Regions from separate parts of the Homo sapiens genome. Here regions 2, 3, 4, 5 and 6 are each linked to region 1. A link is a loop called in an ENCODE intact Hi-C map of the cell type or tissue named here. Cell type or tissue: PC-9. All regions are shown on one strand.

The links. Peaks named below come from ENCODE experiments on the same cell type or tissue, not always from the same donor. Only the 100,000 strongest peaks of a DNase experiment are listed, where the experiment ranks them.
Region 2: it touches region 1 in a loop (6-fold over the local background); 6 of 110 quality-filtered maps call a loop at or near these places.
Region 3: a loop joins it to region 1, with 15 times the contacts of the local background. A loop is called at or near these places in 2 of 110 quality-filtered maps.
Region 4: it touches region 1 in a loop (13-fold over the local background); 17 of 110 quality-filtered maps call a loop at or near these places.
Region 5: a loop joins it to region 1, with 4 times the contacts of the local background. A loop is called at or near these places in 4 of 110 quality-filtered maps.
Region 6: a loop joins it to region 1, with 7 times the contacts of the local background. A loop is called at or near these places in 37 of 110 quality-filtered maps.

Annotation. Positions count from the first base shown.
Region 1 is chr5:149,616,664-149,621,663 of GRCh38, forward strand. ARHGEF37 (Rho guanine nucleotide exchange factor 37) reads left to right here. Exons shown (of 13, transcript NM_001001669.3): 5 at 1-103; 6 at 1,513-1,643; 7 at 2,275-2,379; 8 at 3,691-3,801. Among named protein-coding and RNA genes, the nearest start is that of ARHGEF37, 38 kb to the left of the region's middle. RefSeq lists enhancers at 226-295, 1,166-1,295, 1,426-1,695. In PC-9, CTCF peaks have their summits at 2,239 (motif pointing left) and 2,449; a DNase peak (open chromatin) is centred at 2,408; H3K27ac peaks cover 1,860 bases.
Region 2 is chr5:149,364,860-149,369,859 of GRCh38, forward strand. It overlaps PCYOX1L (prenylcysteine oxidase 1 like), which reads left to right. Exons shown (of 6, transcript NM_024028.4): 4 at 1,083-1,294; 5 at 2,501-2,641; 6 at 3,134-4,794. The coding sequence ends at 3,795. Among named protein-coding and RNA genes, the nearest start is that of PCYOX1L, 9.3 kb to the left of the region's middle. RefSeq lists a silencer at 1,447-1,741 and enhancers at 1,995-2,859, 2,484-2,533, 2,624-2,703, 2,860-3,723. In PC-9, CTCF peaks have their summits at 2,799 (motif pointing right) and 2,998; a DNase peak (open chromatin) is centred at 2,852.
Region 3 is chr5:149,314,881-149,319,880 of GRCh38, forward strand. AFAP1L1 (actin filament associated protein 1 like 1) reads left to right here. Exons shown (of 19, transcript NM_152406.4): 10 at 941-1,034; 11 at 1,271-1,423; 12 at 2,849-3,060; 13 at 4,702-4,847. Among named protein-coding and RNA genes, the nearest start is that of GRPEL2, 28 kb to the right of the region's middle. RefSeq lists enhancers at 2,337-2,891, 2,892-3,444. In PC-9, CTCF peaks have their summits at 2,507 (motif pointing right) and 2,710; no DNase peak of the experiment used is centred here.
Region 4 is chr5:149,379,266-149,384,265 of GRCh38, forward strand. IL17B (interleukin 17B) reads right to left here and starts at 27. Exons shown (of 3, transcript NM_014443.3): 1 at 1-27. It overlaps LOC101927046 (a long non-coding RNA gene), which reads left to right and starts at 2,971. Exons shown (of 2, transcript XR_245875.4): 1 at 2,971-3,087; 2 at 4,926-5,000. RefSeq lists enhancers at 275-809, 1,162-1,874, 3,301-4,012. In PC-9, CTCF peaks have their summits at 2,790 (motif pointing right) and 2,990; no DNase peak of the experiment used is centred here.
Region 5 is chr5:149,483,136-149,488,135 of GRCh38, forward strand. No RefSeq gene overlaps it. Among named protein-coding and RNA genes, the nearest start is that of MIR145, 55 kb to the left of the region's middle. In PC-9, no CTCF peak of the experiment used is centred here; DNase peaks (open chromatin) are centred at 2,836, 2,996 and 3,846; H3K27ac peaks cover 4,150 bases.
Region 6 is chr5:149,440,078-149,445,077 of GRCh38, forward strand. No RefSeq gene overlaps it. Among named protein-coding and RNA genes, the nearest start is that of MIR145, 12 kb to the left of the region's middle. RefSeq lists enhancers at 1,117-1,934, 1,935-2,752. In PC-9, CTCF peaks have their summits at 81, 280, 2,599 (motif pointing right) and 2,806; a DNase peak (open chromatin) is centred at 2,654; H3K27ac peaks cover 554 bases.

The DNA.
Region 1 (5,000 bases):
ACAGTCCCTGATGCCAGTGCCTATCCTGTCCTTCAGAGGGCTGTCTCTGCCCTCCAGGACGTGAACACCAATATCAATGAGTACAAGATGCGCAAGGAAGTGGGTAAGGACTTGGGCATTTAAGGGGACACATTAGTAGGAATGCTTCCAGTTACAGAAAATTTATCTAAAATCTGCTTCACCAGTAAAGAGAATGTAGTGGCTTATGTAACTATAAATCCAGAGGTAATGCAAGCTTTAGGTAGGGTTCGATCAGGGTGCTGGCTCCAGTTCCCTGTAACTCCCTTGTCTCTGCTCTTTACTCTGTATCAGCTTCATCTTCAGGCTGGCTTGCCTCATAATAGTAAGTTGTGGCTGTTCCAAGACTCACAGCTGCACACCACACTTACCCGGGTAAGGCAGGGTTTTTTCCCCCTTAGCCACAAAAATTAAGTCAAAGTTTCTCTTTGATAGGACCCACCTGGGTCATGTGCTTACCTTGAACTAATCACCAAAGTTAGGGCATCATGAACTGATTGGCTTAGGTCTGGGTTATGTGCCCTTCTTTGAATTAATCACTGTTGCCAGGGGTTTGGAATTATATAAATTGGCTTGTATCAGTCAGCAATCCACCCCTTGAGCTAAAGTGAGATCAATCTCATCCAAACCACATGACTGCCACACTGTGGAGGAGAAATCAATAGTGGGGAGGTAAAGAGCTGTGCATATATCTGGGGAGCCTGCCTCTCAGGTTATTAAAACAGAAAGGTTTGGAAAACGAAACAGTGTCTCAAGTTAAGAGAAACTCAATTACATGACTGAGACAACATAAAAATGGCAATTCAGCTAATGTTTACTAAGGGCTAGCTGTGCCATGCTTTTTCCTTCATTGTCATATTTGGTCTTTGCACTAACCCTCTGAGGTTGGCCCTGTTAGCCCCATTTCACAGTCAGGTAAAATGAGAGCATGCATCACTTGCTTCCTGTCGCAGAACTGGTAAGGGACAGAGCCAGGTTTCAAACTCAGGCCTGGAGTCTTCACCACCATGCTATACTATATTTAGCAGCTTTGGATTTCCTCCCCACCTGCTTCTCCATCCTACGACAGATCAGTAGGAAGCACTGAGTCAGGACCGGGAAGCGTGGCTCCCAGCTGGCCTGGCTCAAAGTGGCTGAGGGACCCCAGGCAAATCTCTCCTCCATGGGTTCTTCTTTAGGAAGTTCATTCAGACCCTCTGTCTTAGGTGACTCTCCCAGCAATCCTGCGAGGTGGCTGGTCCCATTTTACAGATGAGGAAACTGAGGCCCCAAGGAGTGGTGACTTCCCAAAGTCAAGCAGGCAGGAAGCTCTTCAGCCAGGGCTCACACCTCAGACAGAGGACCCTATGCTTTTCCTGTGTGACTCACTAACCTCATGAATGTGACCCTGATGGAGCAGAGGGCCCAAGCAGGTGCCCAGCCGGGCATGTCCGTGACATCCACTTTCCTGAGTTGGCTTGATCACCGTGCTTCCCCTCTTCTCTGTCGTTGCAGCCTCCAAGTACACCAAGGTAGAGCAGCTGACCCTCCGGGAGCGGCTGGCCCGCATCAACACACACACCCTCTCCAAGAAGACCACCCGGCTGAGCCAGCTGCTGAAGCAGGAGGCGGGGCTGATCCCCAGGGTGAGCGTGCGCCTGGGAGGAAGAGTCACATCCAGCCACCCCCAAGGCCAGGCCCTGCACAGTGGGTAGACAGGGGACTTAGGCTCCTTTCAGAACTGAGGCAATGGAGGCTGAGAGATTGAGGTGCTGGGAAGAGGCAGAGGTGGCACCCCACTTGATTCTGAAGAGCCAGTGGAGGGGTTTCTCCAGTGTCTTGGGCCACTCTCTTTGGGGCCTATTTACACAGATAGGAGAGCTGGTCTCTGGGTTTGGGCAAAGGACCAGCCCTAAATAGCTACTTCTAGCAGCACAGGTTGGTGGAGTGCCTGCTCTGAAACCAAGCATGCTCACACAATGAAATAAGTGTTCCCACTATCCCCATGAGAAAACAGAAACTCCGAGAGGGTAAAACCCTTGTCCAGAGTCACACGGCTAGGAAGCCAATGAACTGGGGCTCATGCTTGTGTATCCGATTCCATGCTCTGAATGTAAAACCACTGAGCTACACCACCCTCTCAGCTTTGGGGTTGCGAGAACCAGCTCTGGTGGGCGAGTCTGTGGAAAGGTTGTCCCAGTGAGGACCTGGAACACTGAAGCCGGTGTACACTGCCCCCATGTGGATATTCTCAACCCTCACACACATTACTTTCAGACAGAAGACAAGGAATTTGATGATTTAGAAGAGAGGTTCCAGTGGGTGTCTCTGTGTGTGACTGAGCTGAAGAACAACGTGGCTGCTTACCTGGACAATCTGCAGGTGAGGACACTGCAGGGTTCATAAAGGGCGAGTCTGGGCTGGGTTCCCCTGGCAGGAGGCTTGCAGGGCCCAGCCTACAAGCTGGGAAAGGCACCAGCCTCAGAAACCAACCAGATGAGGTCATCCTGTCTCATCTCTTCTGGAGAATGCTGGCCAGCACTCCTCAGCCCCAGGCCATTATACTGGGGGCAGCTCCGAGCCCATTGGAGTTCCTACCACATAGGGCCAAAATTCACTGGAAGCAGAGCCCCGCAGAGCAACTCTGCCAGACCAGCACCTAGAGCAGGGGAGACAAACAGGTGCCTAAAGGGGCCAGGCAGGTAATGCTACTGAGTGAAGTGTGCAGGTAACAGGCAATCCAATGCAATAGGAGCCTAGTGTCTAACAGGCTGTTTATGAGACTTTTCAGTGAACTTAAATATAAAATAATATTTGGAATTTGAAGGGCTGAATGAATGAATACATGAATCAAATCTAAAGGAGCAGCTATTCCTCAGCTCTGGGGGGTTGTTGCTGGGTGAGAATATGGGCCCAGTTCTTCTGACTTTAAGAAAAACACACCTGGAAATTCAGGTATTTTTCAGATTTTTGATGACATCTCCTGATGCGTCAATGTGAGCAACTAATTAAATGAAGATTTAAATGCTATGGGGCATTTTTTTAATGCATTGATGTAAATAGGAAAAGTTAGAGAAAAGTATTAATAGAACATGTGGAATATGGACATGGGAAAAAACAAACGCACTGCTGGGTGCAGTGGCTTACGCCTGTAATCCCAGAATTTTGGAAGGCCGAGGCGGGAAGATCACTTGAGGTCAGGAGTTCAAGACCAGCCTGGTCAACATGGTGAAACCTTGTGTCTACTAAAAATACGAAAAACATTAGCCAGGCAAGGTGTCACACGCCTGTAGTCCCAGCTACTCAGGAGGCTGAGGCAGGAGAATTGCTTGAACCTGGGAGGCAGAGATTGCAATGAGCCAAGATCATGCCACTGCACACCAGCCTGGGTGACAGAGTGAGACTCTGTCTCAAAAAAAAAAAAAAAGAAAAAGAAAAAAACCCCACAAAGGTGGCATGTAAATGTATGAAGTTCAAGAAGCACTGGAATGAGGAGAAAGATGTTGACTCAGTCTAAGGCGGAACTTTCTAATCACTTAAGCTGTGTGAGAATAGAATCAGCTGTGTGTGTCCCTCTCATTGGGGGTGTGTAGAGAGCCTGGAAAACCTCTTCAAGGTATGGTGGAAGGGGATTCCAGCGTAAGATGGCCATGACAGGCATGATTGGATGTTTCTCCTTGGTACTGGGTCCAGGCTTTCCTCTACTTCAGGCCGCACGAATACAATCTGGACATCCCCGAGGGGCCTGCAGTGCAGTATTGCAATTTGGCAAGAGACCTTCACCTTGAGGCCTTCCTGAAATTTGTGAGTGGAACCTTTCCTTTCTCCTTTCTTTGTTAGGCAGGTGGTAGAGCTTACAAGAATAATATTTAGAAGTCAGGCACTTTGGCCAGGCGTGGTGGCTCACGCCTGTAATCCCAGCACTTTGGGAGGCCGAGGCAGGCAGATTGCCTGAGCTCAGGAGTTTGAGACCAGCCTGGGCAATACGATGAAACCCCGTCTCTACTAAAAATACAGAAAATTAGCCGGGCATGGCAGTGTGCACCTGTAGTCCCAGCTACTCAGGAGGCTGAGGCAGGAGAATTGCTTGAACCCAGGAGGCAGAGGTTGCAGTGAGCCGAGATCATGCCACCGCACTCCAGCCCGGAGACAGAGTGAGACTCCTTCTCAAAAAAAGAAGTCAGGCACTTTACACAATTGCCACATCTGTAATCTTCCTGAGTGGTCAGCAGCATAGAGATTATTATTAGTGCACTTTCCTGATAAAAATAGCCCCCACTAACATTTATTGAGCCTCACTATCTGCCAGGCTCTATGCTAAGCCCTTTATATTCCTTACATCATTTAATCCTCACCATATGGTTTTGGGGGTGGCTACTTTGAATAACCCCATTCTGCAGGTGAGAGATTGAGGCTCAGAGGGGGTCACCTCCTGGGTCATTTATACAGATGGTCAGTGATAAGCTGGGATCTGAGCCCCAAAGACTCTTGACCACCACTCTATACAAAATCTTTTCTAAGGCTGGGCAAGGTGGCTTATGCCTGTAATCCCAGCACTTTGGGAGGCCAAGGCAGGAGGATTGCTTGAGCCCAGTTGTTAGAGACCACTGTGGGCAACATAGACCCTGTCTCTACAAAAAATAATAATAATAAAATTAGCTGGGTGTGGTGGCATGTGCTAAGGTGGGAGGATCGCTTGAGCCTGACAGGTAGGCTGCGGTGAGCTGTGATTGCATTGCTGCACTGCAGCCTGGGAGACAGAGTGAGACCCTGTCTCAAAAAAAAAAACAAAAAACTTTTTCAAGGTCTTTGCATAATAATGATTCAAAGTGCTATATAAGATTGAATGCCTACTCTGTGCTAAGCACTCTGTTAAGCTCATTACATGCATCGTCCCCATTTTTCAGATGGGCAGATTGAGGCCCAGAGAAGTTAGATAACATGCTAAAGGTCCCAGCTAGTCAGTGGGAGTTAGACTGGAATCCAGGCCTGCATGCTTCCAA
Region 2 (5,000 bases), 250 kb before region 1:
TGGTCCCAGATGTGGAGGGCAAGTGGTCTGTTCCCTCCCTGTTCACCAAGCTGTCACTCCACCTTTCCCCAAAGTCCCTCCTGAAGGTGCTCCCTGCTTCCAGCCTAAGGCGCAGGGGCTGCTCCCCGGACCCCATCACTGTCTGCCTCCCTTCAGTGTCACTCAAGTGTGGCCTGTGCCCTCCTGCCCTGGTTCCTGGCACTTCTCCACTCCCTTCCCATTCTATAACTCTGCTGTTTATAGCACTTCTTCCTTATATTCTCCAGATGTCACCCAAAGCTTATTTCCTTACCTCTCTTTCTGATATTTTTCTCCCTTATCAATTATATCCAGACCAATAATGTTGACTTCTACGTTTTATGGGAAATGACTTCTCCCTCTCAGCCCTAGTTTCCTCTTCACTTCCAGACCCACATTTCAACTTTCTGGACACCTCCATCTCGTGTCCTATTGATAACCAAACTCAACATGTTTACAAAAGAAGCCCTAGAATGGGCAACATTTCAAAGGCCAGCCAGTCAGGAAATCCATCGATGGTTCCAATCCATGCTAGTGAGATTGCATGAGTGATAGAGCGACAGGACATGAGCCTGGGGGTGAGTGGGAGCCCTGTCAGATGAAGCGAGAGGAGAGGACAGGCTGGACTGGCAGAGAAGGTGACAGTATCAGCATGAAGTTGCAGTGTGTCATCAGGTCCTAGAAGCTGTGGCAGAACCGACACTGTTGGAGAAGGAGATGTGTCAGCAGGGGTGGGCCGTAGCCCCAGCTGGGTGAAGAAAGGGTTATGAACTATGACCTCAGGCAGGGAGTGGCTCAGAGCAGTGATACAGTTGTTACTCAGCACAGCCGTGATGTGAAGCCAGGCCTAGAAGGATTCCATACCTTCACACTCCCTTTAGGTGGGACAGGCCCGCCACAGTCAGAGAACAGGTGCCAGGGAACATGACCAGCCTCTTCTGCCACCACTCCATGTAGAGGAAGTGATGGGTTCCTGGTGGGCCTCCCAGGCACTATAACCCAGGGGCAGGTGGTCAGGCAAAAAGCCTTCCTGCACAAGGACTCCAGCTCTATGTGTCTTCTAGGATCTATAAGTACCAGGCCCACGGCTATGCCTTCTCGGGTGTGGAGGAGCTGCTCTACTCACTGGGGGAGTCCACCTTTGTTAACATGACCCAGCACTCTGTGGCTGAGTCCCTGCTGCAGGTGGGCGTCACGCAGCGCTTTATTGATGATGTCGTTTCTGCTGTCCTGCGGGCCAGCTATGGCCAGTCAGCAGCGATGCCCGCCTTTGCAGGTAAGCGTCCAACCCTTGGCCTGCCCACCTGCCCCTCCTCCACCCAAGGTGCTCAGAATGGGCTGGGGGTCCCCATAATAACCTCACTTTTATCCAGCTCATTGCAGTCACATAGGCACTCTGCTGCCCCATCCTGCCTGATTCTGGGACTGGCCATGAGTTGGCAGGAGATAGTATCACCCCACTTCACAGACAGTGAAAGCAAGGCTCAGATCACAGGTCCAGTGTGTTTCTACCACTCCCAATTGCTTCATAATCCCTTGCATGTGTGTAAATGTTAGAGCTGAGATAATGCTCTGCTCTCTACACTTTGGTTTCAAGAACTGCCCTGTTGAGGCCTTTGAGCCACTGTGAGAGCACCTCCTCTTCCCAGCTCTTCACGGGAGTGGCTGGGCCTGTGTGTAGCTCACTGTCTGCTAGCACAGACCACAGGAGTGGAGAATGTAGGCTTCACAAGAGCAGGAATCCTTGTCTATTGTTCCCTGATACATTGCAAACACAGAACAGTGCCTAAGTCATACTAGGCACTGGGTATATTTTTGTTAAATAAATGAATGCAAAGGTTTACAATAACAAGCACCTCCCTCGTACCCTCGATACTGTTCATCTGGCTCTGCACATGCTGGCTCCTTCGCAGCCTTCAGGCCCTGCCTCAGTGTCCCCTCAGTGTTCCTTGCTCACTCTTTCAGTATCTTGTGTGTCTCCTTCATAGCATTTTTGTGTAGAGATATATAGAATTCACATACCATATAATTCGCCCATTTAAATTGCACAATTCAGTGGTTTTTAGCACATTCGGAGTTCTAAAACCATCACCACAATCAATTTTAGGACATTTTTATCACCCCAGAAAGAAACCCCCTTGCCCTTTAGCCCTCACCTCCCCAACACCCCCCGGCCTCCCAGCCCTGGGCAGCTACAGATCTGCTTTCTGTTTCTGTGGATTTGCCTAGTCTGGGCATTCTGCATAAATAGACCTCACAATATGTGGTCTCTGGGAGCTGGCTCTTTCGTTGAGCACAGTGTCTTCCCCCCATAGCATTGTGCACTTTGTTGTACTTACTTGTATGTTTGCCATCTCCCCATGCCCATGGTTGGGAGAGTTTTGCTCTGGCAGGGAGGCCCAGTCGAATAGTACTGGACTCCCCAGCCCTCCTGCCCCACGGCCCTGACAACCTATCAGCACCCACTTCCCGCTTTGCCCAGGAGCCATGTCACTAGCCGGGGCCCAAGGCAGCCTGTGGTCTGTGGAAGGAGGCAATAAGCTGGTTTGTTCCGGTTTGCTGAAGCTCACCAAGGCCAATGTGATCCATGCCACAGTGACCTCTGTGACCCTGCACAGCACAGGTGAGTAGACAGGGCGGGAGTGGGCAGGCATGCCATTCCCAGCCAGTGGACAGACACTTCTGCCTCCTTTGTACCTCAGCCCTGGTCTGTGATCCCCCTGGGGAGTATTTCCGAAAAAGCATTGAGAAGCCCCAACCCTGCCAGGTGACACTAGAGGGTGCTGTTTCCCCAATTCAGATGTCAGCCAGAAAGCTGAGACTTCCATCGACCCAGCCTTTTTCTGTTGACCGATGAGGACTTTGAATGACATCCTTGCCCACGCTCCCCCAACTGGCCAGCGGCGGAAGCAGAGCAGAAACTGAGTCTCCTGACTCCATGCCCCTTGCTTCTTCTGCAGCCGCATCAGCATGGAGAGGCCAGGACCCACCATTTAGACAGCCCTGCTGCACCCTGAGCACCAGGGTCTCGTTGTACCTCAATGCTGGACCCCAGTAGGGAGTTCAGTGGGTAGAAGCCAAGGGAAAGTTGACTTTTGTGCTCTTTTCTTTCCAGAGGGGAAAGCCCTGTACCAGGTGGCGTATGAGAATGAGGTAGGCAACAGCTCTGACTTCTATGACATCGTGGTCATCGCCACCCCCCTGCACCTGGACAACAGCAGCAGCAACTTAACCTTTGCAGGCTTCCACCCGCCCATTGATGACGTGCAGGGCTCTTTCCAGCCCACCGTCGTCTCCTTGGTCCACGGCTACCTCAACTCGTCCTACTTCGGTTTCCCAGACCCTAAGCTTTTCCCCTTTGCCAACATCCTTACCACAGATTTCCCCAGCTTCTTCTGCACTCTGGACAACATCTGCCCTGTCAACATCTCTGCCAGCTTCCGGCGAAAGCAGCCCCAGGAGGCAGCTGTTTGGCGAGTCCAGTCCCCCAAGCCCCTCTTTCGGACCCAGCTAAAGACCCTGTTCCGTTCCTATTACTCAGTGCAGACAGCTGAGTGGCAGGCCCATCCCCTCTATGGCTCCCGCCCCACGCTCCCGAGGTTTGCACTCCATGACCAGCTCTTCTACCTCAATGCCCTGGAGTGGGCGGCCAGCTCCGTGGAGGTGATGGCCGTGGCTGCCAAGAATGTGGCCTTGCTGGCTTACAACCGCTGGTACCAGGACCTAGACAAGATTGATCAAAAAGATTTGATGCACAAGGTCAAGACTGAACTGTGAGGGCTCTAGGGAGAGCCTGGGAACTTTCATCCCCCACTGAAGATGGATCATCCCACAGCAGCCCAGGACTGAATAAGCCATGCTCGCCCACCAGGCTTCTTTCTGACCCCTCATGTATCAAGCATCTCCAGGTGACCTACTGTCTGCCTATATTAAGGGTCCACACGGCGGCTGCTGCTTTTTTTTAAGGGGGAAAGTAAGAAAAGAGAAGGAAATCCAAGCCAGTATATTTGTTTTATTTATTTTTTTTAAGAAGAAAAAAGTTCATCTTCACAAGGTGCTTCAGACTTGGTTTCTTAGCTAGAAACCAGAAGACTACGGGAGGGAATATAAGGCAGAGAACTATGAGTCTTATTTTATTACTGTTTTTCACTACCTACTCCCACAATGGACAATCAATTGAGGCAACCTACAAGAAAACATTTACAACCAGATGGTTACAAATAAAGTAGAAGGGAAGATCAGAAAACCTAAGAAATGATCATAGCTCCTGGTTACTGTGGACTTGATGGATTTGAAGTACCTAGTTCAGAACTCCCTAGTCACCATCTCCAAGCCTGTCAACATCACTGCATATTGGAGGAGATGACTGTGGTAGGACCCAAGGAAGAGATGTGTGCCTGAATAGTCGTCACCATATCTCCAAGCTTCCTGGCAACCAGTGGGAAAAGAAACATGCGAGGCTGTAGGAAGAGGGAAGCTCTTCCTTGGCACCTAGAGGAATTAGCCATTCTCTTCCTTATGCAAAGATTGAGGAATGCAACAATATAAAGAAGAGAAGTCCCCAGATGGTAGAGAGCAGTCATATCTTACCCCTAGATGTTCATCCCAGCAGAAGAAAGAAGAAGGTGTTGGGGTAGGATTCTTCAGAGGTTAGCCTGGTACTTTCTCATCAGACACTAGCTTGAAGTAAGAGGAGAATTATGCTTTTCTTTGCTTTTTCTACAAACCCTTAAAAATCACTTGTTTTAAAAAGAAAGTAAAAGCCCTTTTCATTCCTTTTGGACCTGTTCTTTTCTGTAATGGAAGAACTAAGTCTTAGGTTCCCGGGGACCAACCACTACATTAGTATCTTCTGGGGAAGGGGAGGGAGCCTTGAGAAAGATGCAGATGCCGAAGCCCTACCAGCCTTGCTAAATCAGGCTTTAGGGAAAGGGCCTGGGTGCCCAGAGTAACAACACTGCCAAATGCATGGGCAAAATACC
Region 3 (5,000 bases), 300 kb before region 1:
ACAGTTCAGCTTCTTGAAGAAAGATGGCAGCACATCACACAGGTGTTAGAAATGATACAGTCCATGGGCCTTCACTTGAGCTGGCTCCGTCACAGCAGCCCTCTGAAGTGGGTGGAATTCAAGTGAAAAAACCCAGCCTTGGGGAGACAGAAGGACTTTCCCACATTCCCACAGCTAATAAGTGGTAAGAGAGTCATCATTGCTTCCACTCTACATCCCGTGGTACCTAATAGACACTTAATGGACCTTGTATGAATGAATCGATGAATGGTCTAGAGTTGGTGTCATGAGTAAAACTAATTTGGGCTGGCAATGAAATTGTTGACATGTTGTGTGTGGGTGTGTGGGTGTGTGTCCCCTTCCCATCCTCTCCTCCGAGTTAGGATCATAATGGACTCCTGCTGGTCACCAGGTCCCGCCATGACTGTTTTGAAAATGTCTGCCAGCTCATCTCTTTTTCTCCATCCTCACTGTCATCTTGGTTCATGCTCTTGTCGAGTCTCATCATGACCAGGATGACATTCTTTTAAGTGGCTCTTCTGCTTCCAGTCTTGTCTGCTTTTGTCTGTCCCCACAATGCCACTGGAAGTAACTTCCTAAACCAATTTGGATTACATGAGTGTTCCACTTAAATACTTTCCCAGCTCCCTGTCACCTGCCAAATACAGTCCAAATTCCTAAGACATTCATTTCAAAGTGTTATAATTAATTGCCTCCCTCCCCAAATGGACTGTGAATTGCCCAAAGACACAACCATATCTAAGTCATGGTTGTCTTTTCAATACCTGGTATGGTATGAGGCACAGGATAGTTGCTGACAAACATTTGTTAGCTAATTATCATGTGCTGGGGGAGTTGGAGGGAGATTGAACCAATAAAGGGAAATTTGGGTACTTCTGAATGTGCCCTCTGATGAGGGACTGCCTGTGTCCCTCCTCAGAGGCTGTCCCAAGAGAAGCAGACCTCAGATTCTGACAGCGTGGGTGTGGGTGACAACTGTTCTACCCTTGGCCGCCGGGAGACCTGTGATCACGGTAGGAGCCTCTGGGGGCTCAGGCTGGGGAATGCTGGAACTGGGCCGGGCCTTGCCCATGGGCACACAGCGGCAGAGCAGGTTCTGACCATTCTGTAGACCTGGGTAAGGTGACCTGGCCTGCCATCCCTGGAGCTGCAGGCCCATCCTGTATGCAGGCTGAAAAGGCCACAAGGAAGACTAAGGATGGGTGGGACTCAGGGCTCCCTCCACTCCCCTGACCCATTTCCCCAACAGGCAAAGGGAAGAAGAGCAGCCTGGCAGAACTGAAGGGCTCAATGAGCAGGGCTGCGGGCCGCAAGATCACCCGTATCATTGGCTTCTCCAAGAAGAAGACACTGGCCGATGACCTGCAGACGTCCTCCACCGAGGAGGAGGTTCCCTGCTGTGGTGGGTCCAGGGCACGGGGAGGAAGGGTGCTCAGGTCCTGTGTGCGCGGGCTTTGGGGGCTGAGGCCAGGAGACCTCATGCCTCGTCCACCTCACCCCCAGGGCAGGGGAGGGAATCCAAGCCTACTGGGAGGCTAAGCCCCACTCCATTAACACTCTAGGCCTTCCCATCACTTTCCTTCCCAGAGGCCCTGACACTCAACGAAAGGAAAAGCCAGCTGACCACTGTATTTCTATGCTCCCTGTGACCGTAGCCCAAATCACTGCCCATCCCTGGGCCTCAGTTTCTCAGTTTCCTCCACGATAACAAGACAGGGGTATCTTATTTTCCAGCATAGAACGTGCCAGGTTTATAAGTAACAACCCATATTATAGGGAAATTTATTGGAGAAAAATATTTAGGTACTTTTTATTAAAAATGCATTCAATGTGAATTAAAGGTGATTTGAAGGTGAAAACATTATTTTGCTCATGTAAATGTAGCGTTCCATGTACTGGAATCCAGTTTTTAAAAATCGTATATTTTGGATATGCAGTAATATTCTAACCCTGAAAAAAATATTATAAAAGTACATGGCAAGGCCAGGCACAGAGGCTCACCTCTGTAATCCCAGCACTTTGGGAGGCTGAGGAGGGAGGATCACTTGAGCCCTGGAGTTTGAGTCCAGCCTGGGTAACATGGTGAAACTCTGTCTCTACCAAAAATACAAAAATTAGCCAGGCATGGTGGTGTATGCCTGTAATCCCAGCTACTTGGGAGGCTGAGGTGGGAGGAACACTTGAGCCCAGGAGGTTGAGGCTGCAGTGAGCCGTGATAGAGACACTGTATTCCAGCCTGGCTGACAGAGGGAGACCCAGTCTCAAAAAATAAATACATAAATAAATATATGGCTACAAAGAAATATTTTGTAATTAGTGAATCAGAGTGCGTTATGGTAAAAATAGGCAAATTTAAATCTAAAACATTAAGAGGGAATTCTAAACCTGTGGGTCATTAGCTACACAGCAGCTGTGCCTTGGTCAATTTTAAGATTATGTGGGTGAGACATTTTTGTTCCCACATGCTGCCACTGGGTGTCAGCATCATCCATTCTTTTCCATCTTTCAGTAACAGTTTTGATTTGGGGAGAAAAGGCAAAAGAGTTGTGTTTTTTATACACCATATGCAGTAGTTCCTGCCCTTTTCATCAAGGTTGGTGTGGCCCAAAGGCTGTGCAGAGATGTAGGAATGCCATTATCAGTCCATGTTTCACAGCTAAGAAACAAACTCAGAGAAATGCACACCCAAGGTCACCCTGAGGTCACAGGGGAAAGAGAGCTGACCAGGACCCCGAGGCCTTCTTTCCAGCAGACACATGGAGCCGCCTTGCGTCCCCATGCTGTCCCAGGGCAGGCTATGGGAACCTCACACCATTGTCTCCTCCAGGCTACCTGAACGTGCTGGTGAACCAGGGCTGGAAGGAACGCTGGTGCCGCCTGAAGTGCAACACTCTGTATTTCCACAAGGATCACATGGACCTGCGAACCCATGTGAACGCCATCGCCCTGCAAGGCTGTGAGGTGGCCCCGGGCTTTGGGCCCCGACACCCATTTGCCTTCAGGATCCTGCGCAACCGGCAGGAGGTGGCCATCTTGGAGGTGAGAGGAGAGGGTGGGACGTGGGTGGCTCTTGGTCTGGGGACTCTGGCCTGAGTGTCATGTTTTTGTTTGGGGGAGCCCTTGCTACTGACACCATGGGGACTGAAGGGGAAGGAAAGCAAGCCTCACTCCTGTCAGGTGACCCAAGTAGATTATAAGACAACACACAGGACACCCACTTAATTTGAATTTCAGGTAAGCCACGAACATTACCTGAAATGTTTTCATAATAAAATAGGCATGTCCCACGCAACATTGGAGCTTTATTGATACTAAAATATTATTCATTGTTCATCTGACATTCAAATTAAACAAAACATTCTGTATTTTTATTCACTAAATCTGGCAGCCCCAGAACCAAGGTTTGTTTTTTCTCCCTTACCTTAAAATCCCAAGCCTGAAAGGCATTTAGTCTGGTCTAACCATTCAGATTCTGGAATCCCCTCTAAGACTTTTCACCAGTACCCTCCTCTGGTGGAGGAGAAGGTCCACTGCCCCTCCCATTGAGCAATTCAAATTTTAGAAAGATTTTCCCCATACTGAGTTGAAATCTTTAAGCTCCAGGAAGGCAATAATTAGGCCTATTCTGCATACTTTTGTTTTTCCAGAACTCAGCATGATGTCCAGCACTAGAATACTATGGGCTCTAGAAATATTTGTTGAACAAATGAGTGAATGAAGTGTGATTTCATTTCACCGATTCACTGTCCTTCTTACTCACGGGCACTAGCCTCCTCTCTGAGGTCATGCAGAATACGTGGACTCTCTCTTCCACATGGCAACCCTTTGGCAATTTAGAATTTAAAATGTTAACACTACAGGAAAACAGAAAACTACCTTCTGCCATTACAGATAAGGAAACTGAGGCCAGGGCAGCCACATGCTTTATCCAGGGGTCCACAGAGGGCCAGTGGTCTCTTAGTCTTGTCCTAGAATCTGACCTCTTGGTCTTGTTTTCTGCCCAAGACCCCCTGCCTCTCTCAGTTCTTAAATTTCAAAAAATATCGCCTCCGTAACTCACTTTTATTTTTGGTAGTTTGAGATAGGTCTCTTATTTATCTTATACACGAAGGTTTCTGGCAAAAAGTGTGCTTTATGTATTCAAGTTTAGCATTTGTGTGCTAATTTAATTTTATAAGATGCTCTTTAAATGAGAATTAACATAAGTCCGTGTTTAGCTGACTGGCAACTTCTTGGAGATTTTCCTATACACAGTATTGTACTTATTTGGCAACTATAACACAAGAAACTATTTTGATTAAGTTATATGAGAAATGGCCTCTTCTAATAAAAAGTAAATATTTTTTAAAAAATTCAGAGAACACCCAAATGTTGGTTTTATATTCTAATGGTTGGGGAAGGCTCTGAGAATGGAAAGTGAGGGCAGGGAGGCCTCTGTCTTAGAGAGGTCATCAGGGAGGGCCTCCCTGAGGAGGTGACATTTGATTGGAAACCTGAATAGATGGAAGAAGGGAGCCTCTTGGATTTCTGGATGTGTGCTATAATCTTATTCCTCTTTGACCCGAGTATCGGGTACGTAGTCAGTACTTACAAATATTTCTGGGTTTGGCTGAAGTCAACAGGTCTCCAGGAGCCCTGACAGTAGGAAAATGAACTCCATCTTTGCCTCCTGTCCTTCAGGCAAGCTGTTCAGAGGACATGGGTCGCTGGCTCGGGCTGCTGCTGGTGGAGATGGGCTCCAGAGTCACTCCGGAGGCGCTGCACTATGACTACGTGGATGTGGAGACCTTAACCAGCATCGTCAGTGCTGGGCGCAACTCCTTCCTGTAAGTGTCAGCTGCACTGGCCACACCTGCCCAGGACCTTTCCTGTCTCCATCCCTCTCAGAGGCTGAGTCCAGCCCTGGGCACTGGGAGGGAAGGGAGGAGCTAAGGAAAGCTCCGCTTCCTTGGTAAGCTGGAATGAGTGTCTTCCTCTTC
Region 4 (5,000 bases), 240 kb before region 1:
TGGAACCCCAGATGCCGCCGAGAGAATGGCAGCAACAGGATGGAGCGAAGCAATTATAGCTCAACTGGGGGCTGCTGGGGGAGTGAGTGGGTGGGCTCGTCATCAGCTGGGAGCCTTGGGCCCCCAGCTGGCTGAGCCTAGCGCAGTGGCAGGCGGTGAGGGGCGTGGGGGCAGGCCAGGAGCCGAGCTGAGGTGCCCAGGGGCTGTTGACCGAGGGACAATGCCCTGTGTGTCTGGTGGGGCTCTGGCCGGTGGCACCTCCGCCTGTGGCCTGCGGCCGGCCGCCCAGCCAGCACCCACAGGGCCAGCTAAGACAATCAGCTTCGTTTGCTTAGGGGATGGCAAGGGGTTGAGGGTGGAGGAGGGATGGGCCGTTGGTTGGTCAGGAGAGCAAATGTTCTCAAATTGTGCTGGCCAGGAGTGGGACACAGGCCCCATCTCCCAGGGAAACAGCCTCAGGCACTCCAGCCTCTGCCGGCCTCAGGTGAGTTCAGCAGCCCTAGGAGACCAAAGCCCCACCCCTCTAGATCACAGTCAAGGAAACTGAGGCTGGAGCCAGAAAGGGACTTGTCACTATTAACAGTGAGTTAGAGGTGTCAGAGCTGCTATTCTCACCCTGTCCCCATCCAGGGCTCTATCCACCACCCCATGTTGTTTTTCTTGGGAGACTTTCCGCACAATTTCAGCCTGCTGTGAACATATTTCTGAAGCTGTACGCCCTCACTCTGGCCAAGTTTCAGATCCATGAGGACTTACGGCTGATTGTCCTGGCCTTCCTGACACAGCACTCTCCCTCCTGGGGTGGTCTCCGCTCTCAGAGACTGTGTGGCTGCATGTGAGCTTTACTGTCAGCCTCAGTTCCCTCCTCCATAAAATGGTGGGTGTATCCAGAAGTAGACGGTGGCCTGGCCCATTCCCTCCTGAAATCTTTCTGAGCCTCAGTTCCCACATCTCTAGAATGGGAAGAATCATGGCACCCTCTTAAAACTGCTATAAGGAATAAAGGAAATCACCTATGTTAAATAGCTGGCAACAGTACCTGGCACATAGTAAGTGCTCAATAAACACTTAGCTATTTATTATAGAGATTATTATAAAATAATTGTATAATTATTATAAACATTAGTTGTTCTAATTAGCATTAGAGGTAGCATGGTTCTCATTTCTCTACTGACTCTCCCTTCAACCCCCTCAGGCCCACCCTCCTGGCTGCTGAGAGAGGTCTAGGCCTCCAAGATTCAGGCCACAAGTTTGTGAGGTCGGATGACCTCAGGGTCCAAAGGTCCTGGAATCACATGCTCAACTGACCACCTCCTCTGGCCAATGTCTCTCACCTCAGGTGAACAGCCCAGCCCAATGTAAGCGGGCACATCCACCCAGGGAGGCAGGAATGGCGGGAGGGAATGTGAGGAGGACAGAGGAGGGGCATTGTGAACAGATACTGAGGACGGCCCTGTCGTGCTGAGGGCCGGTCTTGGCCATTTACAGGAATCGTCCGAGGGGAAGAAGGCAGGGTGAGAGGCGCTCCTGAATGTCACAAGATTAATCTGTCCGGGGCAGGCTTCCACAGCATAACTGAGATGCTGGCTGGGGCTCGAGCATGAGAGATGCCACCATATTTGGTCAAATACTAGACAGGGCTCTATTCTACCGTTGGAAACTCCAGAGGGAGGGGTACTCTGAAAATACCTCCTCAGGCAACAAGGGCCCCGCCCCCACCGCAGGCTGTCCCAGCCCCAGCCCCACTGGCCGGGCGGCCTGGCTGTGTTCTGTGCTGGCTCTCTGCACACACTCTGCTGCTGCTAGCAGTGGGGTCCCACAGACATGCAACTGGGGTGACCCTCCCATATCCACAGAACAGTGGCAAACTGAAAGATGGATGCTGGGGTATGGGGGACCCCTGAAACCAACACATTCTCCTTACCTGCTGGAAATACGCACCCCTCACTTCTGCCTCCCCAAGCCAGGACTGACTTGTCAGCTTCCCCTGCTCCAGCTGCAGTGCTTGCTACTTTAGATTTCAGGGTCCCAGCCCCAGAGATGCTGAAGTAGCAGCGCAAAAATCTGCATCTTAGCACGAGGCCAGTTTGGGAGCTACACGGGTCCTCACCCATCATCTGGCCCCCTCCTCCCACCCATTTTACTACAAGGAGACTTGGATAAGGGAGGGTCCTACCCCAGCTCACACAGTGCGTTTGTGCCAGAGCTGGGAGCAGAACTCCGTCTCCTAAGTCATTCATTGTTCTTCCCTCAGACTTTATACAAACAGCTCTGGGCCAGGCTGGGCCTCCTTGCTGGTCTGGTGGAGACCAAAGAGGCAGGCCAGTCCTTGTGGGGGCCCCAGATCCTTCACAGTGGGGAGGGGAGCTTTGGGGTCCCCTGGCAGGTGCTGTGAGGAGTCAGGCATGGGCCCAGCAACAGTCATTGGGTTTCCCATTCCTGGACCATCTCAGACCAGGAGGGAGACCCCTTCTTCCAGTCTTGGTTTCTAGAAACCCCTGGAGGGTCATCTGTCCTTTTTGATGTCCTGAGTGTGAACCCAGGCAGGCCTGTGGGACCCAGCCCCAGGACTCAGTGCCAGGCCTGAGAGGGAGGTGCAGGAACTGGGCTTCCAGGGCTCCCACCCCACGAGTGAGGCTGGGGTCCTTGGGTCTTAACACGCAGAGGGTGGTCAGCATGCGTGAATGAAGGACTGGGCAGATGAGCTACAGGGGAAGGGGCAGTGGGTGGCCGCGGTCTCGCTCAGAGCCCTCTGCAGCAGGCCCCGCCAGGAGCAGTGCTGCACTCACCAGCAGATGGCGCCACTAGAAAGCCAGCCAACCCTGAAAAATGTACTGACCCTGAGGGAACTTGCACTCTGCCACCTCTTTCTCCAAGAGCGGCCCGGGACTGAGAATGAGGGGATGGGGCGAGTGGGTGGGGCCCTGCGCCTGTGCCTGGCTTCCAGAGTGACCCTATTGTTGATGAGGACCAGAGCCTAGGAGACATCAGAGCCGGCCAGGAATGACACAGGCGGTGTCGGGGTCACCGATTCCAGGTGTCGGGGTCACCGATTCCAGGGGTCGGGTGAGGGCTTCTGTCTGCTGAGTGAGTGATTGCCTTTACTTTGAGCACCTGCTGTGTGCCAGGCCTCAGGCATTTGGCACCTGGACACCTTAATTCACAGAAAATAACAGTAACAATAATAGCTGCTACTTAATATCCACTTACTGACTGCCAGGCCATAAGCTAAATGCTTCATGAAATCCTCCAAATAACACTGGGTGAGGTCCTAGTTTTATTCTGAATTACAGATGGGGAAACTGAGGCTCAGCGTGGTTAACCACTTGCCCAAAGTCACAGAAGATTCACAGCAAGTTTGTCTGACTCCTGCACACACTGCTCCCTGCGGTGGAGTAAGGAGAGGGGCGGCAGCCAGGGGTGGAGGGGGAATGTCCAGTTGGTCAGCTGGTCATTGAGCACGGTCTGTGATGGCCTCAGCCTTGACCCATGGCCTCAAACAACCTGAACCCGGTAGGTTCGGGTGCTCACTAAACCCACGCCCAAGCCCAAGTCATCAAGGGGATCCGAGAGCTCCCAGGGTGCTCGTGGGGCACCCAACAGCATTCCTGGTATGTGAACTAAAATATTGATACATTGAATCAAACTGACTATAATACAGGGAGGCCATGCTGGGACAGAGGAGGAGGCCAGAGCAGAGGGACCTGGAGAAGGAAGTGCAGCCGGGAGGGCAGAGGTCAGCCTCCACAGATGGGCTGGCCTGAGTTTCAGCCCTGCCCCTGCCCCTTCACTGCTGTGTCATCTTGGGAATGTTAATTGACTTCTCTGAGCCTTAGTTTCTTCTGCAAAGTGAAGATAATAATAACTTGGCTCTCAGTGGATTGTTGTGAGGATCAAATGAGATAATGCACGTTAAAGCGCTTAGCACAGTCCCTGGCAAAAGTAAGTACCCCATTAATGGTAGCTGCAACTGTCATTCCTACAGTTAAAATGAGTTTTGAGTTGGGCCTTCAAGAATGCTTCTAGTACGTTCCTGGGTAGGAAGGGCATTACGAAGTGGGGACAAGGCTAGAACCAGCAGAAGAATGCAAAGGTGCCTATTTCCAGCGGGCCCACCCTAGAGCGTTGGCAAGGCCAGGGGGACCTGAAGGATTTGGTCTAAGAACTTGCCCAAGTGGACCCAGTAAGGTCAGGGAAGGCGGGAAGAGGCTAGTCGGCGCCTTTGCTGGCTGCGACCAGGAGGGTGCAGCCCCCTAGGGAGGTCCTGGCTCTCCTGCCATGCTGCCCTCCCCTCCCTCCCTGGTAGGAGTCCTTCTCCCAGGCCCATATTTGCACAAATGCTTGCCTCGCTGCTCACTCCAGAGCCCCAGCCAAGAGGTGCTATTTTAAGATCCCTGGACGGGAACATTGTTGGTGGGAACAGCCCCAGCCAGCAAGCTCCCAGTTCTCAAAAAAGGGAAAGGCCTGGGTGAATGGGCGGCCTCTGGGGTGTGCAGAGGGGCTGCCACGTCGACATGACCCTCTGCCCAGGCCAGGTGCCAGCGTCTCCTCCCCACAGGGGGAAGTCAAAGAAATGTGAGTTGGGGTAGGACTCCAAGAGGTGGTCTTGTTCACTGGAGACTGGGTCGCCTAGGCCTCTCTTCTGCAGAGCATCCAGACTTGAAAACACCAAGTTTGTGTTTCTGGGTTGCAAATTGACTCTACACTGTACCAAGTCTCTTGTTAGCACTCACCACCCACAGGCCATCAGAGGTAGGGGATACCTCATCCAGCCCTTAGCAAAGCGGGAACGCTTTCTAAGTGCCTTTGCTGGGTATCATCTCTCTAGGAATATCATTTCTCTCTGAGGATGCACAGTCCATTTTTTAAAACTCTGGTTGTTGAAAATAATTATAATTATAAAAGCTTTCTTTTTTATTTTGCAGAAGCCCTCCTCCTGTGGGGAAAGCACGGCAGACTTCAGGCAATGGTGGTTGGACATTTGCCCTGCCCCTTATTAT
Region 5 (5,000 bases), 130 kb before region 1:
AAGTCTTTTGGGAAGCAAAAGAAGAGATGGCAAGTTCTTGAGCAACAGACAAGCCTAAGAAAACACTGCAGTTTTAAAGTCTGCATGAGTAGGGAGCAGTGGCTCACGCCTGAAATCCCAGCATTTTGGGAAGCTGAGGTGGGCGGATCACCTGAGGCCAGGAGTCCGAGACCAGCCTAGCCAACATGGCGAACCCCCATCTCTACTAAAAATACACAAAAAAACTAGCTGGGCGTGGTGGCGGGCACCTGTAATCCCAGCTACTTGGGAGGCTGAGGCAGGAGAATCGCTTGAACCGGGGAGGCAGAGACTGCAGTGAGCCGAGATCACACCATTGCACTGCAGCCTGGGCAGCAAGAGTGAAACTCTGCCTCAAATAATAATAATAATAATAAAGTCTGCATGAAGGTCAGCAAGAATTAGAGAAAAAAGGAAAGTTGGGCTGGGCATGATGGCTCAAGCCTGGAATCCCAGTGCTTTGGGAGGCCAGCAGTTCAAGACCAGCCTGGGTAACACGGCAAGACCATCTTAAAAAAAAAAAAAAAAAGAAGAAGAAGAAGAAGAAAAAATTACCCAGCCATGGTGTTGCATACCTGAGGCAGGATTGGTTGAGGCCAGGGGTTAGAGACTGCAGGGAGCTCTGATGGTGCTACTGCACTCCAGCATGGGTGATAGAGCAAGACCCCATCTCCAAAAATAATTGAAGTTGTTAGATTTAGGCCTGAAACACTGGGCTTTTGAAAACATACTTTTAAAACAAAATAAGAACTGTGTTCAGTGGTGTGTGCCTGTAGTCCCAGCTACTTGGGATGCTGAGGCAAGAGGATCACTTGAGGTCAGGAGTTGCAGGCTTCAGTGTATTTTTATGATCACACCTGTGAACAGCCACTGCACTCCAGTCTGGGCAATATAGTAAGACCCCATCTCTTAAAAAAAAAAAAAAAAAGAGAAAAGGCCGGGCACGGTGGCTCATGCTTGTAATCCCAGCACTCTGGGAGGCCGAGGCAGGCAGATCACCTGAGGTCAGGAGTTCGAGACCAGCCTGACCAAGATGGTGAAGCCCCATCTCTACTAAAAGTACAAAATTAGCTGGGTGTGGTGGCTCATGCCTGTAATCCCAGCTACTTGGGAGGCTGAGGCAGGAGAATCACTCGAACCTGGGAGGCGGAGATTGTGGTGAGCCGAGATCACACCATTGCACTCCAGCCTGGGCAAGAAGAGTGAAATTCCTTCTCAAAAAAAAAGCCCTAGACCAAGTATTAATAAAATTCCTTTTACAGTTAAGATGAGGATTACAGTTCTATTTTCAAGAAAGTGGGCTTTCTTGAAAAAGGGGACTTTTGCTAATTCCTTTTGGGGTTATTCTGGTTAATAGGCCACTTTAAAGCTCTGAATCTATGGCCCGGCATGGTGGCTCACGCCTGTAATCCCAGCACTTTGGGAGGCCAAGGCGGGTGGATCACGAGGTCAGGAGATCGAGACCACCCTGGCTAACACAGTAAACCCTGTCTCTACTAAAAATACAAAAACATTAGCTGGCTATGGTGGCACGCGACTGTAATCCCAGCTACTCGGGAGGCTGAGGAAGGAGAATCACTTGAACCCTGGAGGCAGAGGTTGCAGTGAGCTGAGATCACACCACTGCATTCCAGCCTGGGTGACAGAGCAAGACTCCATCTCAAAAATAAAATAAAATAAAAAGCTCTGAATCTACAATTGGCATGTGGGTAAAACAAAACAATTTTTTTTTTTTTGCATAGGTTCAAGATAGATGTGACCTGACAACAGATCTTGAATAAGAGATAGCAGGGGTTTTTTGTTTGTTTGTTTTTTGAGATGGAGTCTCGCCGCTCTGTTGCCCAGGCTGGAGTTCAGTGGCACCATCTTGGCTCACTGCAACCTCTGCCTCCCAGGTTCAAGTGATTCTCCTGCCTCCCTCCACCTTCTGGGTAGCTGGGATTTCAGGCACCCACCACCATACCCGGCTAATTTTTGTATTTTTAGTAGACAGGTTTCACCATGTTGGCCAGGCTGGTCTCAAACTCCTGGCCTCAAGCAATCCACCCGCCTTGGCCTCCCAAAGTGCTGGGATTACAGGCATGAGCCACCATGCCTGGCCAATAGTAGGGTTTTAACTGACCACAAATCTGGGTCAAAACTGCTGAAAGAAAGCGAATACTATCCTGATGTACATTAATATTCAACAGCAGTTTTACTGGTCACCTTTTTATGCTAGACTCTATGAGTACAAGGGGAAAGGGAGATATGGCCTTTGCCTTAAAAAAAAAAAACAAAAAAAACCTTACTCTCTTCTCCTTATTTTTCGAGATGGGGGTCTCACTCTTTTGCCCAGGCTGGGGTGCAGTGGCACAATCATGGGTCATTGCAGCCTCAACCTCCCGGGCTCAAGTGATCCTACCATCTCAGCCTCCTGAGTAGCTGGGACTACAGGCACACACCACCATGCCAGGCTAATTTCTGTATTTTTTGTAGAGATGGGGTTTTGTCATGTTGCCCAGCCTAGTTTTGAACTCCTAAGCTCAAGCAATCCACCCACCTCAGCCTCCCAAAGGGCTGGGGTTACAGGTGTGAGTCATCATGCCTGGTCCTCTCTTCTCTTCCTTATTCCTATGCCACCAACACAGAGATATTGCCCCCCAAAAGTCAAACAGCTGTTGGTCATTTATGGGAAAGTTGCAATGCTAAACCCTCAGCAGATGGGCAGGTTATTTCTTGCTATGTTTATGCATTTCCTAGCAACAGGGGACTGCATGGCTTGTTTTCCTATGTGACAAGCCCTGAAAACCAGGCAAGGAGCCAGTGGAGAGTCATCTGAGTTTACAGCCTGAGGTTCTGCCTTCCTGGAAGATCTAGCCTAGATACCTGAGGGTACAAACAGCCAGAGACTGCTTCTGTACACACTCAACTTTCTCTAAAATAGTACATACAATTTGTGAGCAAGAACATTAGAAGGAACTACATACCTATCCTCTTCCCCACATCTTTAAACTTCCTTTGCAAATAGATGGGGGCTGAGTAGTTCTGGCCAATAAACTACGTAACAGTGGTATGTGTGTGTGTCACTTCCCAGCTCAGCCAGTTCATTGCTGGTGTGCCTCTCTGCTGCGTCAGTCTGGAAGGCCTCAAGTTCCAGATGGTGTTGTCAGAAGATTGAAGGCAGGTTACTTGGCTCACATTAGGGAGAAAGACATTTTGCATAAAGCCATTATTCAAGAGTTTGTCATTAAGTACCATGACTAATAAACAATACAGCTTTCTCCTTGACTTCTTCATAAGACATGACTAACTTTCTGGATGTCCTCCTTTGTGACTACTCCCATTCTTCTCCAGTATTTAATCATTCTTTAGCTTCATATCCCTCAGAGTTCTGTGTTCAGCCCTCACTTCCACATCAATACCCTCAGGCTGGAAGAATTCACATAGCTCTGCAACTTCACCTATCACTCCTGGAATAAGAACTCTCAAACTTGCATGTCTGGCTTTAGGCACTTCTCTTCTTACCCCACACCTGGGAAATGTGTGGCTTCCTAGATTCATGATATGTGATTTTGAAGTCCTGCTAAGATACATAAAACAGATTTCTCTCCTAATTTTACATTTTCTCTTAATCCAGCTGGGGTTGAGAGGCAGGCCCTGATTGTAGGGTTTTCCAGTTTCTCACCACAGCTAATTTCAAGCTACCATGTCACCAAATGTACAGTTGGGAAGAAATGAGCAGTTTTTATAAGCTAAGACATGCCTTCAGCTCTCCACTGTCTGGGGCAAGTCCTGTGGTATTTGACTTCATTCCATACTCACGACTAGCAGCAGATTGACAGCCTGGTGATTACTCCCCCTTTATAGATGAGGATACTGAAACAAATAATAGGTCTTGCACCAGATCCCTTCCCAGTTCATTCTGCCACCCATTCAGTCTCATTCTCGTTTGCCAGTGGCTCTTCAAACTTTATTGCACACCAGAATCACCTGGGGATGGCCAGGATGGAGGGTTTCTTCTTAAAACACAGATTACTAGACTCCAGCCCGAGTTCCATTCAGTGGGTCTGTGGCAGGGCATAAGAATGTGCATTTCTAACAAATACGCAGACAACGCTGGTGCTGCTGGTTCTGGAATCATACTTAAAATCACTGCCCCATGCCTAGAGTAGCAGTTCAGTGGCCAAAAGTGTACCAGTTGGGTTCTTTCCTAGCCCTGCCACTAAAAAGCTCTGTGACCTTGAATGGGGAATTTTTCCAAAGGAAGACCAGAGCTTCAAGAGTCAACCATTTCACTGTTTACTTTCCATGCATCACCATTTTCTTCTCATTTCTCTAAGCTTGTCACCACTCCAAACATAGTATCCAGGGACAAAAAAGCACAGAGTAAGGTATCTCCAGATTTTGCAAGCAGCAAAGTCCTCCTATTAGGCTTGATATTCTCCTGGGTGACAATGCACATTTGAATGTGACTTTATAAAAAGGCACAGGCAATCATTCAGAGTAAAATTAATGTACAGTGCTTTCCTTCCTGATGTCCAGTTATAAATATATGACATTTTCCTTTAAGGACAGAAACTGCAGATAGGGGCATTTAAAAAGACATTAAGGCTGGGTGCAGTGGCTCACACCTGTAATCCCAACACTGTGGGAGGCTGAGACAGGAGGATGGCTTGAGCCCAGGAGTTTGAGATCAGCCCAGGCAACAGAGAGATCCCGTCTCTAAAAAAATAAATAGCTGGGTATGGTGGTGCGCACTTGTAGTCCCAGCTACAGCTACTTGGAAGGCTGAGGCAGAGGAATGCTTGAGCCCAGGAGGTTGAGGCTGCTGTGAGCCATGATCATGCCACTGCACTCTAAACTGGGCAACAGAGTGAGACCCTGTTTCAAAAAAAAAAAAAAAAAAGCAAGATAGATTTATCCCATATGAGCAGATTATCAGCCTTAGAATCCAAACTTTCAATATGTAATGGAAACCAGTGAGTCTTTACCACCAATTTATG
Region 6 (5,000 bases), 180 kb before region 1:
CGGCTGCGTCTGTCCTTCCCGTCTCTCCTCCTAGTGGTTGAACTGGGCCACCGCTAATCCCAGGGCAATAATATCTCCCCCTCACCTTTATTAGTGGCTTGTGGTTTATGGGATGCCTCCAGTGCCAGCTCATGTTTAATCCTCCCCATGATGCTGTGAGGTAGCTATTCTCATGCCCATTCTACAGACATGGAAACTGAGGCTCAGCAAAGCTAAGCTCCCTGCCAGAGGTCACATAGCATGTCTGCGATTGTGCCTGGGCCCAAATTCCCAGGCCAGGCTTCTTGAATGCTGCATCAGTTCAAGCTCATTTCAGGAACCTGAGGTTTGCTACCTAAAATCGGCCTGTTGGATCTTGTTCAGCCACATGAAACAGCAGATGTGCGCCTGTTCTCTGAAGAGCCCATCCCTGCAGCCTCAGGCACTCAGCCCTTCCCTGCACTGCCTTGGCCCTGGGGCTGAGCCTGAGAGAGAGGAATGGAAGGGCGCTTTGGGTCCTGACAGAGAAGCGTGGGTAAAAGGGAGACAAAAAGGGGGCAGACCCCTAGCATACACACAGATGGGCACAGGCAGGCAAACCCTACAGTCTAGGAAAGTGGGTAGGGGCCAGGCAAGGTGGCTTACGCCTGTAATCCCAGCACTTTAGGCCGAGGTGGGAGGATCACCTGAGGTCAGGAGTTTGAGACCAGCCCAGCTAACACGGTGAAACCCTGTCTCTACTAAAAATACAAAAATTAGCCAGGTGTAGTGGCGAGCACCTGTATTCCCAGCTGCTTGGGAGGCTGAGGCAAGAGAATTGCTTGAACCCGGCAGGCAGAGGTTGCAGTGAGCCGAGACCATGCCGCTGCACTCCAGCCTGGGCAACAAGAGTGAAACTCCATCTCAAAAAAAAAAAAAAAAAAAGTGGGTATGGGCTGGATCAGAATCCTGGATATGGCTTTGATCAAATCATTTAGTGTCTGTGGGCCTCAGTTCCCTCATCTGGAAAACGTGCATTACAGTAGCACCACCTTATAGAGCAGTTCCAAGGACTCAGTGGGGAATCCTTAGAGTGCATTTAGCACAATACCTGGACATAATGCCTGCTGAATAAGTGCTGCTTCTTGTTATTAACAAGACTGAATTGATCTGATCAAAGCAGCTCCCTTTGGTTTCAGCGAACATTTACTGAGTGCCTACTATGTGCAGGCCTGGGGTAAGCCCTGGGGATATTGTGATAAAGTAGATGGAGCTCTGCTCTCACACAGCTCCCAAGCGATCAAGGGAGGCCAACCCAGAAAGAGGCAGACCATTCCTGGAGGCCACCAGGGTGGAGGGGTCCATGTGAGGTGAGACCTTGAATGCCAGACTGAGCTATCTGAACCTTCTCCTGTTGGCCTGGGAGCCACGGAAGGTCTTAGAGCAGGGGTCGCTGACCAAGTCGTCTCATGTAGAAGTGGGATCTCGGTCCCTGCGGCCCACCCGCTTCCTGAGCCATCGTTGAGGACGGTGTGGTGGGAGAAGGGGAAGCTTAAGAGGGTCAGGCACTGGGCCTGTGAGGCCAGGATGGGGGCGTCTTGGCTCAGACAGGGTTGAAGGTGGACTCGGGGAGGCCACACAGAGACGTTAGGGAGGGGATTCGGTCCTGGAGTCAGTAGCAGGGGAAGAATCCATTTAAACTCAACCAAGGGCAGGGCTAACAAGCTTATCTGGGGGTGCGGCTGATCACTGCAGGGGCGTCTCAGGTGATTTTGTTTTCTTTCTGCGTGTCTGTGTCTTCCGTTTTTCTACATGGAGTGACCAGAAGAGATGAGGCCAGCTGTTGTTTGGGAGCCCCGGGATGAGACTCAAGGGGTCGCATCTCAGCGCAGGGCACGGAGGAGCTCCTGTGCAGCTGGAGGAAGGAAGCAGGACTCACTGGCAAGTTCTGGGATGCAGGGAGAGAGGCTTGGACATGCCGGGGCTGCGGCTTTGGGCAACGCCAGCCTCTATGAACCTTGACATCCTCCTCTGTTGGGGGGTAATGATGGCGTGGCAGAGGGGGTAGGCCCAGAGGAGGATCTGGGGCACCCCCCTACCCTCCGGCTCCCGGGCGTGTCTGCGTCCGTGTCATCTTCCGCCCAGGCGTGGGCCAACTCAGCACAATCTGGCAGGGCGAGCCTGGGCACCAGCTGAGGGAGGCTGGGTTCCAGCCCCTCGCTGCCCAGCCTGACCCAGTTGCCCCAACAGGAGGGCCTCCAATTTCTCCTGGGGCAGCCCAGTCACCTGGGAAATTCTGCTCATAGCAAGCAGGAAAAGGCCAGGACTCACGCCCCAATGACGCCACAGCTGGGCAAGCCCTGGGGACCCAGAGGGCCTGGTTCCAGTCCCGCCTGTGGAACAAACTCAAAGTTGCCTTCTCTGGGGCTCAGTTTCCCCTCTGATTACCACCTCAACCAATCCGTGTGTTCATTTTCCCTTTGTGGGGGCATCTACCAAGTGTCAGACCTGCAATAAGCATCAAGCATCAGTGAACCCCTATCCTTAGCCTTGGGAAGCACCCAGCCTGGCTCGTCTGCAGCCCTGTGCCCACGCACAAAACTAGAAGCTGCTCTGCAGGGCCAGTGGGCTTGGCTTCCCTCTGCATCCGCAAGGCGGCAGGTGCCCAGAAGAGGGCAGCAGAGAGCGCGTCTCCAGCCTCCCAGGCTGAATCCCAGTGAAAGGGAGCCTGTGACCTTGGCAGTCGTGGAAGGCCAAGGCCAAGGCCTGGGGATTTTTCAGCCTCACTGTTGTCAGGACAAAGTTTCAGAGGTACCTCTGGCACATTAGCATTCTCTTTGTCCTGGACCCCTGGGCGGCCGACACCCCCGCACTCTCCAGTCCCAGAGCATCCGGCCCTGACACCCTGGCCTGTGCACTGCCCCCCAGGAAGAGTTGTCCTGGGGCTGCTTTCAACCAGCTGTGGCCAGCTCTGGGGAATGGAAGGAGGGTACTGAGGACTGAGGAAGGCTGGGGAGGAGAAGCCCCATCAGCCACGGCAAGTCCCCGCCACCAGGGGCATGGGCTGGTCCTAGGAGCAGTGGGCACCCTGCAGCGCCTTCCACTAGGTAGTGAACGATACCAGTACGTTTTCTAAAGATCACCGTGGTGCCATGAGGAGGACAGACTAGCACTCACATTCAGACACACGCTCATGTTCTCATTCTCACACATGCACACTCTCATGCACACTCATGCTAACACGTTTCACACAAATCACCCCAAACTCACACACTCAGATACACTCACACTCACATGCTAACACAGACATATACACATTCATGCTCACAGTCATACCCTTTCACACCAACACACTCATACAAACCAGAGCTCACCCATTTCCACACAGCTTGCACACTCGCGAACACTCGCCCACACTTATGTATACACACAACACTCACACACTCATACTCTCATACACTAACACACATTCATTTTTCACACAGCTCTTACAAGTGTTCGTGTACACACACTTACATATGTTCACACAGTCACACACACACCCCTCCATATGCTCGCACACACACACACACACTCATGCACTCACACTCGAGGCCTTCCTGGAGTGGGTCGGGTGCAGTCCGAGGGGGCACTGTCAGCTCCGCTGCCTCCTGCCGGGGTTCCAGGGATAATCCCAGCTCTCAGGCATCTGATGTGCCTCCCACCCACTTCTGAAAAGGATTTCAGATGGTTTAGAAAGGCAAAGCCCAATTGAAGCAGGATAATGAAAAAGAAAAACAGAGGAGGGTAGAGACGTTAAAATCTTAACCCCGGTTTCTCCTGGCCCAGGGCCTTCTAAGCCCAGAAGTACTCAGTGGTCTGTGATTTCAGAGCCCCTGCCCCAGGCCACCTTTTCCTGGCCTCTGTCAACGGCACTTCAGCCCTTGTGGGCCTCTCTACTTGTCCCAAGGCGGGCTGTGAGAGGGCTTCTCCCCTGCCACCATGCCCACCACTGCTTGGGGGGTTAGGGCACCAGTCTCTGGTCTCCCTTCAGCTGCCTGAAAGGGGGCTGGGCTGAAGGCAGTTCAAATGACTGCCTCACAAATGGTGTTCCCCGACATCGGTCAGGCTGCCAAGCAAACATCTTGGCTCTACCTCTGTCTTTCCTCGAGATGAACTCCCAGCAACCCAGGACCCTCCAGTGCTGAAGCAGAGTTCCTTGTCTCATTGTTCCAGAGTCCTAGTCTTGATGCTCTACCCATCTGACCCTCAGTCCCAACACAGCCCAGCACAGTTTCTCAGTGAGGGCCTTATTCAGATAAGACACCCAGGGAGTGATGATATGGTTTGGATCTGTGTCCCCACCCAAATCTAACCCCCAGTGTCAGAGGTGGGGCCTGGTGGGAGGTGATTGGATCATGCACGGAGATTTCTCATGCAAGGTTTAGCACTATCCCCCTTGGTGCTGTTCTCATGAGAGTAAGTGAGTTCTCACGAGATTGGGTTGTTCAAGAGTATGCAGCACCTCCCCTCTCTCTCTTGCTCCTGTTCCTGCCATGTAAGACGTGCTGGCTTCCCCTTCCCCTTCTGCCATGATTGTAAGTTTCCTGAGGCCTCCCCAGAAGCTGAACAGATGCCAGCATCATGCTTCCTGTACAGCCTGCAGAACCGTGAGCCAATTAAACCTCTTTTTCTTTATAAATTACCCAGTCTCAGGTATTTCTTTACAGCTCTGCAAGAACCAACTAATACAGTGACACATCCTGATATTCCAAAATTGCTCAAGTGGGTGTTTCAGTCAGCTAATGCAGTAACATTTGGTTTGCCGCAACACAAACCAACCCAAAATCTAATGGCTTAAAATAGCTTTTTTTTTTTTTTTTTTGAGACAGGGTCTTGCTCTGTCACCCACGCTGGAGTGCAGTGGCACAATCACAGTTCACTGCAGCCTCAGCCTCCTGGGTTCAAGTAATCCTCCCACCTCAGACTCCCAAGTAGCTGGGATCATAGGCATGCACCACCATACCTGGCTTATTTACTTTTTGTAGAGAAAGGTCTCACTA